2 separate regions of the Homo sapiens genome follow, and region 1 is linked to region 2. The links are chromatin contacts, found by Hi-C in ENCODE. All regions are on one chromosome and are shown on one strand. Each heading gives the region's core, a stretch centred on a gene start or an enhancer-like site at or near the end of the contact. The rest is flanking DNA. Distances are from core to core; before and after follow the strand shown. Region 1 overlaps ST6GAL1 (ST6 beta-galactoside alpha-2,6-sialyltransferase 1). Region 2 overlaps PEX5L (peroxisomal biogenesis factor 5 like).

Region 1 (5,651 bases), core at 485-2,984, 7.1 Mb before region 2:
TCCCCACAACCCATAAGCAAGTCCTCAAAACAGTCCCAACTCCTGCATGCTGACCAAGCACAGAATGTGGACTTAGGAGGATGGAGATGTAAGAAGCAGGCCCAAAGAAGGAACAGAGCTGCCCCTGGGCTGCCTGCCCTCCCCACACCTCACCCCAGTGCTGGCCTGGGAAAGGCAGAGCTGTGAAGTTGCCTGTTTTGACCACATCCATCCAGGTCAATCAATTCAATCAAGAGGCTGGTAACTGGGAGCTCAAAACGGTGGGCCCAGAAAAAACTAAAGGGGACCAAAGACCAAGACTGAGAAGGCAAAAGACCCTCAGACAAGGCTCAGTTTGGAGGAATGGTGCTGAATTTCATTTGCACCAAGACTTGGAGTCAGACAAATCTAGATTTGGATCCCGGCTTTATTATTAATCAGCATGCAATTTTAGGCAAATTACATGACAGTCGGGGTCTCAGTTTCCTCATCTGTAAAATGTGTGCAAAAGCACCTACTTCACAGGACTGCAGTGAGGGTTAGAAGTAAGGATTGTGCAGTGCCTGGCACATGCCAGGTGCTTAATAAATGAGAGCTGGCAAACCTGTACCTGCCAGGAAGCAGGGGAGGAGGGTCAGAAGGCTGAGGCCCGGCTTGACCGCTGTTGGGTGTGAAAAGTCTTCATTTTCAAGGATGAGATGAAATTTTCCGGAGTGTCATGAATCAGTATTTATCTTTGGCTAAACACGAGACCTTGATGTTCATCTCAACAAAACCAGTATTTGCGGCCGGGTGCGGTGGCTCATGCCTGTAATCCCAGCACGTTGGGAGGCCAAGGTGGGAGGATCACCTGAGGTCGGGAGTCAGAGACCAGCCTGGCCAACATGGTCAAACCCCGTCTCTACTAAAAATACAAAAATTAGTCAGGCGTGGTGGCGCACATCTGTAATCCCAGCTACTCAGGAGGCTGAGGCACGAGAATAGCTTGAACCCAGGAGGTGGAAGTCGCAGTGAGCTGAGATTGCATCACTGCACTCCAGCCTGGGTGACAGAGGGTGACCCTGTCTCAAAAACAAAAACAAAACAAAACAATAGTTGCCACTTTTAGTGTTAGCTATTTCAAACACTGCTCCACAGCAAAGAGAATAGGAACGTGGGACCCTCGTGGGAGGCAGGGTCAAGGGTGTGTCACTGTGAAGACTGAACTAATAGAAAAAGCCTGAAACCAGGGCACAGATGTGAGGTCCTCCAGCTCTCCAACCAAATCACTGTGTGTCCTCAGAAAAGTCACTTATCTTCTCTGAGTCTCTGTTTCCTCATGTGAAAAAAGGGCTTAATAGTCCCTATTTCACAGAGTTATGGGAAAGCACAGGGGAAGTAATAGATGGGAGAAGGCTTTAAACTGTGCAGAGGAAATGTTTGTTATTTTAAGTCTCTCCAGACAGTGCTGTTATTTCATCACTTCTATAGAGCCATAAGAAATAAGGCTTACAGATTAAGTCAGCTCCCATTTTAAAGAGGAAAAAGAAACAGTGTTCAAGAAACACTTAAGACGCTAAAGGTCTCCTCCATTATGAATTGAAGTCTTCGTGACTGGTACAGAATCATTTTTGTGTGATCATCAAGATGAAAACACAACATTGTTAAATTCTCCCTGAGCCCTTCCACCTCACCCCTGCCAGCCCTCTGCAGCCCCTGCCTGGTGGAGAAGATTTGCTTTCATTTCCACAGAGCAGGTGCTCACGGCCTGACATAGGAAACGCTGGTAGACCCGACGACTCACAGTGAAGCCTGCTGACTTCCCTGGATTTCCCCTCCATTTGGAAAACAGGCCAAACTCACCGCACCTCCCACCCTCATGCTTAGACCTCTTGCACTGAATGTGCTCAGGGGAAGAAAACAGGAAATCACTGAGATGGTCCCAGAGAGAAATCACAGGCAGGCTGGCAGCCCTACGGCCTGGCACCCAGTCTTGATTTCAGGAGAAATGGCTCTGTGCCCGATCAGCAGCACCCTTGCTCAGGACTGAGAGAGTGTGGTGGGGTTTTCTGGCCTCATCTGTTAGCCTGGGCCCAGAAGCACTAATTGCTTGGTGTTCAAATAACCTTAAAAAGTGCAGCTGGGCGAGGTGGCTCTTGCCTGTAATCCCAGCACTTTGGGAGGCTGAGGTGGATGGATCACAAGGTCAGGAGTTCAAGACCAGCCTGACCAATATTGAAACCCCGTCTGTACTGGAAATATAAAAATGAGCTGGGTATGGTGGCGCACGCCTGTTATCCCAGCTACTCAGGAGGCTGAGGCAGGAGAATCACTTGAACCTGGGGGGCGGAGCTTGCAGTGAGCCGAGATCGTGCCACTGCACTCCAGCCTGGGAGACAGAGCAGGACCCTGTCTCAAAAAAAGAAAAAAAAAATGAAAAAAAATGCAGTAAATACAGACAAAGCACTCCCGCTTCTCTCTTGGTCTGCGAGCAGACAGTTTATTGAGAGCCACAGTTCCCGTTTCTGTTTTGGCTGCTCTCAACCTTCTGAAAGAGGTGGCAGATGTGTAGCAAGAGCACGACTAACATAGATGACCGGAGCCTGGGCAAACAGTGAGTGGGGAGGAAGATGTGAGTCCTGGGGAAAGGGCAATAAATTGAGGCAGAGACCATAGCTTGGCTAGGTTGCCCTGGAAAGAGAGCGTTCCAGGTCTGAATCCTGCTCCAGAGAGTAAGATGAGACAATGTCAAACAAACCCTCCCGAAATTCAACCCAGTCCTCCGAATCAAGTACTGCAAGGTGCATTTCCACTGAATCAAATAAATACCATTAGCAATTTGAATTAGTTCCCTAAGATGACCCAATTCCCTAACATGAATTTCCTGGCCTGTGATAGCTGCCTTCATGCCCAGCAGGGCATGGAAGATACAGAAATAAAATTTTACAGAAATAAAATAGGTAAAAAAGTTAAAAGGATAAATGGTTACAGGAGCCTGGAAGAATAAAAGGTAAAGAATTAATGACGCAGATACCAGCAGCAGTTCCTGCAAGGGGCCTTCCCTGTGTGAAGGAACCCAGCTCTGAGCTCCTTGCCGCCTCTGAAAAAGAGCAGGAGGTTGTTTCACATCCTGAGCCTCAGCTTCCCAAGGACAACAAAAGCTACCATTTTCAGAATGACCATTGCACCCCAGGCATTTTCTCTATAAATGTCTATTACTTCACAGTTCATGATTGCACTGATTTCTTCAGTAAAAAATCTGAGGGTCAGAAAAATAAAGGTACAAAATCAGTAACTAGTAAGTTGTAGAGCCAGGATTTGAATCTGGGATCTGTCTGTGTTTGCCTCTCATCTTCAAAGTGAAGAACGAGGAAGAGAAAATAAATCCTTTTTCTCCGGGCACGGTGGCTCACGCCTGTAATCCCAGCACTTTGGGAGGCCGAAGTGGGCGGATCACTTGAGGTCAGTAGTTCGAGACCGGCCTGGCCAACATGGTGAAACCCTATCCCTACTAAAAATACAAAAATTTGCCGGGCATGGTGGCATATGCCTGTAATCCCAGCTACTCAGGAGGCTGAGGCAAGCGAATCACTTGAACCTGGGAAGCAGAGGTCACACTGTTGTACTTGACCAAGTTAGAGAAAACGCCACACTTTGAGACGAATTAAGAGTCTGTTTATTTAGCCGGCGGCCAAGAGACAGCTAACGCTCAAAGTTCTCTCGGCCCCGAAGAAGGGGCTAGATTTTCTTTTATACTTTGGTTTAGAAAGGGGAGGGGGGTCTAGTTAAAACAATTTTACAGAAATAAAATAGGTAAAAAAGTTAAAAGGATGAATGGTTACAGGAAAGTAAACAGTTCCAGGTGCAGGGGCTTTAAGACTATTACAAGGTGATAGACGCGGGGCTTTGGGCGTTATCAATCAGACTAATTCCTGGGAATTGCAGATATTGCTCGCCACAGTATCTTATCAGTTAACTGCATTCTTGGATGTGCTGGGAGTCAGCTTGCACAAGTTAAGTCCCTGAGGAAGGGGCTGCCAGTGAAAGAGCCAAGATGGAGTCTGTCTGGCTCTCTTAGCTAAGGGAGAGTCAATTCAGGTGGAAACAAGGCTAGGTGATTAAAGGAAAAGGGAGAGTCTAAAAACAGGGTTAGTAAAAACAAGGTTGGGCATTACACCACCACTGCACTCCAGCCTGGACAACTCCATCTCAAAAAATAAATAAATCATTTTTCTTCTACTCTTGTCTCTGCCTCCTCCCTAAACGGGTGGGAACCAATTCAGTGACAGGCTGGGGATTCAATGTCACTGGAAATAAAAGAAATTCAATTAAAATAATAACATACACTTTCCCCCACCAAATTAATAGACTAAAAAATTACAATAGAGCTGACAAGGTCACTTTTAAGTAACTCATGGAAAAATAACATGGAACGTCTTCTCTGAAGGACAATTTGATTAAATATATCAAAGCATTAAAAATGACCATTCTCTTTTAACCCAGTAATTCCATCTCAAAAAAAGAAGTATTCAGAGAAGCAAAGACTGCAGTTTTATGTCAGCCCATGAATAACCTGAAATAACCTCAATTCCCAAGAGGACAATTTAACTTGTCCTCTTCCTTTAAAGAGGACAAGTTAAATATGTTATGAAATGTCCACACAAAGGGTTATAATTTTTTCTTTTTTTAGATGGAGTCTCGCTCTGTTGCCCAGGCTGGAGTGCAGTGGCGTGATCTCGGCTCACCGCAACCTCCGACTCCCGGGTTCAAGCGATTCTCCTGCCTCGGCCTCCTGAGTAGCTGGGATTACAGGTGCCCACCACCACGCCTGGCTAATTATTGTATTTTTTAGTAGAGACGGGGTTTCAGCATCTTGGCCAGGGTGGTCTTGAACTCCTGACCTCATGATCCACCCGCCTCAGCCTACCAAAGTGCTGGGATTATAGCCGTGAGTCACCATGCCCAGCCACAATGGGTCACGATTGAACAATTAAAAATAAATTCATAAACATTTCTTACAGTTTTTACTTTTAAAACATTTATTCACTTACTTATTTTTAGAGACCGGGTCTCACTCTGTCACCCAGGCTGGAGGACAGTGGCACAGTGATAGCTCACTGCAGCCTTGAGCTCCTGGGCTCAGGCCATCCTCCCTCCTCAGCCTCCCAAGTAGCTAGGACTACAGGCACACACCACCACACTCAGATAAAGTTTTAAAATAAAAAATTGCACTCATAGAAAACTATAGAAAGTAGCAATAATGAACCACCATGTATCCGTTACCTAGCATCAACAATTATCAATTCAGGGTCAATAATGTTTTATTCATAGCCACCTATCCCTAAGTATTTTAAGTAAATCCCAGACATATCATTCCATCCATAAACATGTAATTATGTACCTTTAAAAAAATACGACCATAGTACCATTAAAAATAATTTAAAAACTTAAAAGTTTTTTTAATTATTGACTTTTTAACAAAACAGGAAAATGCTCACAATATAGATTGAATAAATAAAGAATATTATAAAACTATATACTACATAATCTTAGTTGAAAGAAAAAGGGAGGAAGAAAGAGGGGAGGTAAGGAAGCAAAGAAGAAAAGAAGGGAGGGAGGGTGGGCAATTTCACAAATAGAATCAAAGCATTAAAAATGTCCATCTTCTTTTAATTCAGTAATTCTATCTCCAA
Region 2 (6,015 bases), core at 923-3,422:
GGTGGCAGCACGTATCAGCTTCAGCGGATTGCCACCTTGTTGGAAATGGGCTCAGTGTCACCACACATAGGAATTTTTCAAAAAAGGCATTAATCTCTGCTTTTTTACATGTTTATAATCTTTTTTAAAATTTTAAACAGTATATAATCAGACAAAATAGTCTGTGTATACAACCCATGGGGTCCAGTTTATGACTTGCTATATTCATGAGTCTCTAAGATCCAGGAAGAGTCCTATGTGCTCTCCTCTGTTTCTCTCCCATTTTACACTTTCCCCATTGAAAATTAACCTAACCTAGTTGTTGATCTGATTAAATTAATGGACATTAAGTTATCATTGACGCTGGCCTTATGTTCCTTGGGAAATTGAAGTACTTCCAAAGAAAACTGGCCAATTTAAAATGTAAAAAATCCCCATTTGATAAAATGAGTAGGGCAGTTATTTATGAGCAGGAGGCATTGCTGATGTTTCTACCTATGCAGGACTGTGTTTACTGTCTTCTGCTCTTGCCAGCCTAGCCATCTCTGTGAGTAAACAAGGTTCTAGCATTGTTGAGTAACAAGCACACACCTAGCTCTCCTCTACCAGTCCATCTTCCCCAGTTTTCCAAGCAGTAATGCAACTAACTCACAGGGCTCAGTTAAAAACTGTAATCACCAAGAGAGACATCATGAGTCACCATCTCAAGTTCAACAAATATCTGAAATGCTATCAGGTATCTTTACTTTAAGATATTAATATTCAGCCTATGTTCATTACATGCAGCATAAAAGAAAAATACTAGACTTTCAAGCTGGAAAAATGTATTGCTGTTAAGTCATTTTCAAATAGCCCATGTTTTCTTTCTTTTTAATCTAATAGGGAGAAGTGCTGGCACAATGTTTAGTCAGTGAGAAAACAAATGCATAATTGAAATGACATGAGCTGACAGGTTGAGTGTAAAAATGATGTTATATATGAAAGTAACAGTCAGAGACAGTAGTACTTAAAATTAGACTCAGCCATTTGGTAGAGAAATTGAAAAGAAACCTATTCAGCCTTTTATTGTGGAAGGAGTGTTGCCGTACTTATTTATTTTTGCTGTTGATTTTTAAGTAGGTTCATCTGATCAAAATAAGAACTGTAAATATTAGATCTGGAAGGAATTTCAGAAGATAATCTAATCCAGTGGATTAAAAAATTAAAAATTCCATCCCATGGAACCCATTTCTAGTCACCTTAATAGGGGAAGGAGTGTGTATGATTATGGTGATAGCACTTAAGGAACAACTTAGGTGTATAGATAAACTTTGATGAAAAGATATTGTTCTAAGAAGCTTAATCATATTACTTGTTATAATCAAAATAAGTTAAGCAAGTCTTGGAGTAAAAAGGTAACTTGACTGGGTTCACCAGGTTACTTCACATCACAGGCAATATTTGAACTTGGGATCTGCAGCCTCTAGTCTTGAGTTCATTCAGCCACTCCTGTAACTGCCTTTCTAAATTATGATACTTCCTCTCCTTTCTTCCAAATGTCCCATGTTGGTAAGATAAGCATAGTAATCAAACCAGAATAGTCATTTGAGAAAAGTGTGTATTTCAAGTGCACAGCTAAAAGTCTATTTGTCTGATAGATTTTTATAAAAAGATGTTTATATTAGATACCTCCTAACTCTTCATAAAATGGTTCTCACAAACTTTGTGACATCTTCCCAGTATCCATCAGGGTATAGATATTAAAGATTTTTAAAGTAAACTTTGAAATCTCCTAAACTACTCTGGGATTAACAAAGTGTTTCCTCCCTGTTGACACAGATGGTTTTTCTACAGCTCATCTCTCAGGGCCTCTCCACCTGGTTCAGTTTATCATCTCCCCCTCAACTGGCCATGGTGATTGTGAACCGTATCGACAGTTCAGCTTTCAGGCCCATCCGTTTTGAAGTCAGCTGCCAGTGCTTTTGTCTAATGAACCATGCAGGTGAACTCGGTGATTACTGATTGAATCAGCGTCTATTGTCAGAAGGGCTTTGAAAACCAGTTGTGAGTGGAAATATTTGTCCCTCAATGATTTATGTTATAAATTCAATTTTATCACTTATAATAAAAATGACAAAGGATCAGGAAGACCATACAAAATATTTTTCTTATTTTCATATTTAAACAACAGGGAGAGTTTACAGAGTAAAGTTCCCTTTTTCTCTTCGACTTTGGACTGAGATGCCCACGCTCTGCCATTGCCCCGACCTTGTCATTCTGTGGTTGCGCTTTTACTTCTCTCCATCCAGACTTTACAGTGCATGTCTTTTCTTCTCTGCTCAGCACCACTCTCTGATCCCTGCCTCTGGAACGTGTCTCTTATTCTGACACTGCATATATAAGGTTTGACAGAAATGCAGTTCTTGCAAACCTGTTTTTTTTTTTATGCTCCATTGCTTTCTTCCTTTTCTCCAAAACAACTCTAGAATTCTGTCATTTCCATTTTTGGTTTAATTTTTCACATGGTTTACCCCCAGTTGAAATGGGTACCACTTCCTTCCTGTCTTGTGATCTAGGAAACACACACACACACACACACACACACACATACACATACACAAGTGATCATTCAATACAATTGTTATTTATTCCTCATCGTATTTTTTGGCCAAATGATCTCATTCTTGAAATATATGAATAAGTAACTTATTAAAGAAATGGAAATGGTGAGAGAATGTACCATCCAGGCTTTGTGCTGGATGTTCTGAATAGAAAAAACATTCATTCATCACTTTGTTTTCTAACAAAATTATCTCATTTGTATAATTTGTGAATAATTAACTAATTTTGTTGTAGAAAAACACTAAGCATAGAAGTTGTTTTCTTCCAGTCAAGGGTTGTTCAGTTATCACTTCCCTGCATTCTCAGCTTCTCTCTTTAAACTTTAAATGTGTCCCCAAAATTGACACATGAAATTTTATGAACTATTGGAGTAGTCCCTGAAAAAAATGAGCTATGTTGCATAAGTTGATGGATTTCATTAATCAAATCATTTACTACAAGATAAAACATATTGAGCTCATAAACAGGTTAGATATTGTTAAATTTTTAAGCTAAAAATGTAAAACCTTGTAAACTTTGCATTTTTTAAAAAAGGAAGCAACTTGTTTTTGTCTAGATGAATGAGCCATTTTAATTTTGCATCCAGACTCCAAGGAACTTGAGTTAAAATCATACCCTTGGATCAGGACTTTTATGAACAACAGTAGCAATACCCCATGGACCCCAACACTGCTTAGCTTACTGGTGAGCACCCAATACATAGTGAGAACTAATGTTTCCCACTGTCTCCCAAATAAAATGCAAACTCCTCCACTGGGCTTGCAGGCTGTCCATTGTCATCCAGCCCCTAACTACCTCATTGTGCTTATCTAATGCCCCCTCAACTTCATGCCCCATTCATACTGAACACCTTGAAGCATCGAGTGTTTGATGTTCTTCCTCCCTTCACACTTTGCTCTTGCTCTTCCTTCTGCCTATGTGTAAGAATATAACATATATCACAAATATTTTGGCATATCTGCTAGAAGTAGAGGATATAGATTGCAAGGAAGGAGACCTCCTCATAGTTCTGACCAAGGCTGGCCCCTTGGAGAATCCAAATGGTAAGAGAACAAAGAGGGAAAGAGCAAGTCCCCCTAGGTTCTGTAGATGGACAGACTTCTTCAGCTTTACAAATATAAGGGAGAAATGAGAAAAAAAATAAGCAAAACATAAAGCCTGCTCTTGAAAAGAAGAGGCAGAAAATGGAGAAACAGAAAAATCTGAGACTCTATTACTTGGAGAAATTTATTATGTAAACAATTTTGCTATATATATTCTAGGCATAGTTTTGGAGGAAAACACATAGTTACACTGAGTACAGTAATACCTGCTATAGTTCTAAAAAATAATTTGTCCTTATTCTGCTCTGCTGCCACAGTGGTTCTTCCCATGTGGTGAGTGAGAAGGAACAGTGGAGAAACAGCAGAGCCAGGTCAGGGAATGCTGGTGACATTTAGCCTCAGTGTTCGGGGTGAGAGAACTAAATAGGGAATCATATTTTTTTGATACTGATCCTGAGAGAAGCTATATGAAAAAATATAATTTTTCATTTTCTTTATTATGAAATAACTTCAGGAGGAAGATAGAATGCTGCTTTTGAAAAAAATACATTATTTCCCATCTCAAAAAAAAGAAAAAATACATTATTTTGATGGAAATGATTTAATCTATTTTACTTATTTTACACAAACTTATTTACAGCCTAATTTTTTGGTAGGTGTTTGCTAGGTGCTGGAACACAGAGATAACATAACCATAGTCACGGCCTTTAAGAAGCCGGTATGGTTGGACTTACAGTCAACAGACAGTTACAGTGCCCGTGCTGCAGTAGTTGGAACCAAGGGCTCCCAGGAGCATTTGGGAGCCTCAGAACTCTAAGAACTAAGATGTGCGTTATTTCCTCCTTCCCTAATCATAGTCCAGAAAAAGTTACAAGGTTTTCCAGTGCTCCACGTGTTCCCAGGAGGAGACGTGGGCTTTGGGAACAATTACCAAAGATGTTTTTTAGAACCTGTCTACTCAAAGAGTGGTTGGTTCATGGACCACAGCATCAGCATCACCTGGCGCTTGCTAGAAATTTATACTCTGAGCTTCAGACTCTGGAGGTGGGGCCCAGGAATCTGGTTTTTTTTATTTTTTTTTTTTCGGTTTTGTTTTTGTTTGTTTTGTTTTGTTTTTTGAGATGGAGTCTCGCTCTGTCGTCCAGGCTGGAATGCAGCAGCGCGATCTCGGCTCACTGTAAGCTCCGCCTCTAGGGTTCACGCCATTCTCCTGCCTCAGCCTCAGGAATCTGTTTTAACAAGCCCTGCAGAAGAATCCTGTACACACTGTGGCTCCTAGGAAGCATTGGTTTATGTTATTCCAATTTTTGGTGTCAGGAAAGGATCATTTATACTTTGATAAAGACATTAATTTTTTATTTTGATTTTCTAGGCCTACAAAAAAGAATAAAGACAAGTTAAGTATCTTAAATCCTTTATCTGAATGTCCCTAACCTTGCAAATATTCCTTTCCTGCCTCGTCATTAAAGCGAACCTACTCAGTAATCAGTCCTGTAAAACAAATTGTAACAAAAAGAAAGCATAAATGAGGGAGACCAAGAGGTGAAACTTGTTAACCCGATATTTGTCTTAAGCTCTTCTGGTCTTACACCACGTTTATTAAAAGACTAATGATAACAAGACACACTTACACAGCATTTAGTATGTGCTACACTCTGTTCCAAAGACTTTTTGTATATTACTCATTTAATCCTCCCAACAACTTCACCATGTAGGTTACTATCATACCCATTTTACAATACACAATGGGGCAAAGGGAATTTTACACAGGGCTGCTGTGTTGCACAACCCCAGAAGGCTATGCTCTCTACACAGCCTGTGCGGCAGTACATGGCAGTGCTGGGTCAAGTGAGTTCACGTTTAAAAACTTCCTTTCATCATACCTCCCTCACTTATTAAGGAAATTTCTTGCAATTTTGACTGTTAGGAAATAACATAAGATGGTAAAATCTGAAAAAGCCTTCCTATTTTTAAAGGAAAGATATGCCATATATGATAAAGAAGAGCATAAATACATTAAGATGGGGAAACTGGAAAATATATTTTTTCCTTCCCAAAAAAAAGTATTCTTGAGAGTGTGTATGTATATATGTGTGCATGTGTGTGTGTATGTGTGTGAGAGGGAGAGAGAGAAGAAATAGAGAAAAGGAGAATGTGTGGCTACATAGCCATAAACATGCATAATCAAAAGCAAAGCTGCAAAAAAGAGCAGATGCCTAATCCTTAAATACGTGCCCATTCTGAGGCCACTGGGGCAGTACACAATACTGAATGGCCAGGACCAGGTGACCAGATGGCCCTGTAATATAACCAATAACAACCATGTATTGCATTGAGGTTGCTACATATGTTTCAAGTGCTTGTGTCTGAGGTGCTACGTATGATAAATTAA

The links. Hi-C counts contacts between places; a loop is a spot of excess contacts on that map. Pooled maps may share reads with other maps.
Region 1: a map with no recorded cell type shows a loop between it and region 2 (11-fold over the local background). The contact joins two enhancer-like sites. A Hi-C loop is called at or near these places in 3 of 37 single-sample maps with no recorded cell type and 2 of 50 pooled maps.

What each region holds. Positions count from the first base shown.
Region 1 is chr3:187,008,999-187,014,649 of GRCh38, reverse strand. The region is part of intron 2 of ST6GAL1 (ST6 beta-galactoside alpha-2,6-sialyltransferase 1); the gene reads right to left. Among named protein-coding and RNA genes, the nearest start is that of ST6GAL1, 81 kb to the right of the region's middle. RefSeq lists an enhancer at 1,789-1,908. Within about 2 kb of position 1,734, at least 18 of the 41 ENCODE cell types and tissues checked have a DNase peak (open chromatin) inside an H3K27ac peak, as active enhancers do.
Region 2 is chr3:179,957,753-179,963,767 of GRCh38, reverse strand. All of the region lies in intron 2 of PEX5L (peroxisomal biogenesis factor 5 like), which reads left to right. All of the region lies in intron 1 of LOC124909463 (a long non-coding RNA gene), which reads right to left. Among named protein-coding and RNA genes, the nearest start is that of PEX5L-AS2, 63 kb to the right of the region's middle. RefSeq lists a silencer at 1,805-1,854. Within about 2 kb of position 2,172, at least 2 of the 41 ENCODE cell types and tissues checked have a DNase peak (open chromatin) inside an H3K27ac peak, as active enhancers do.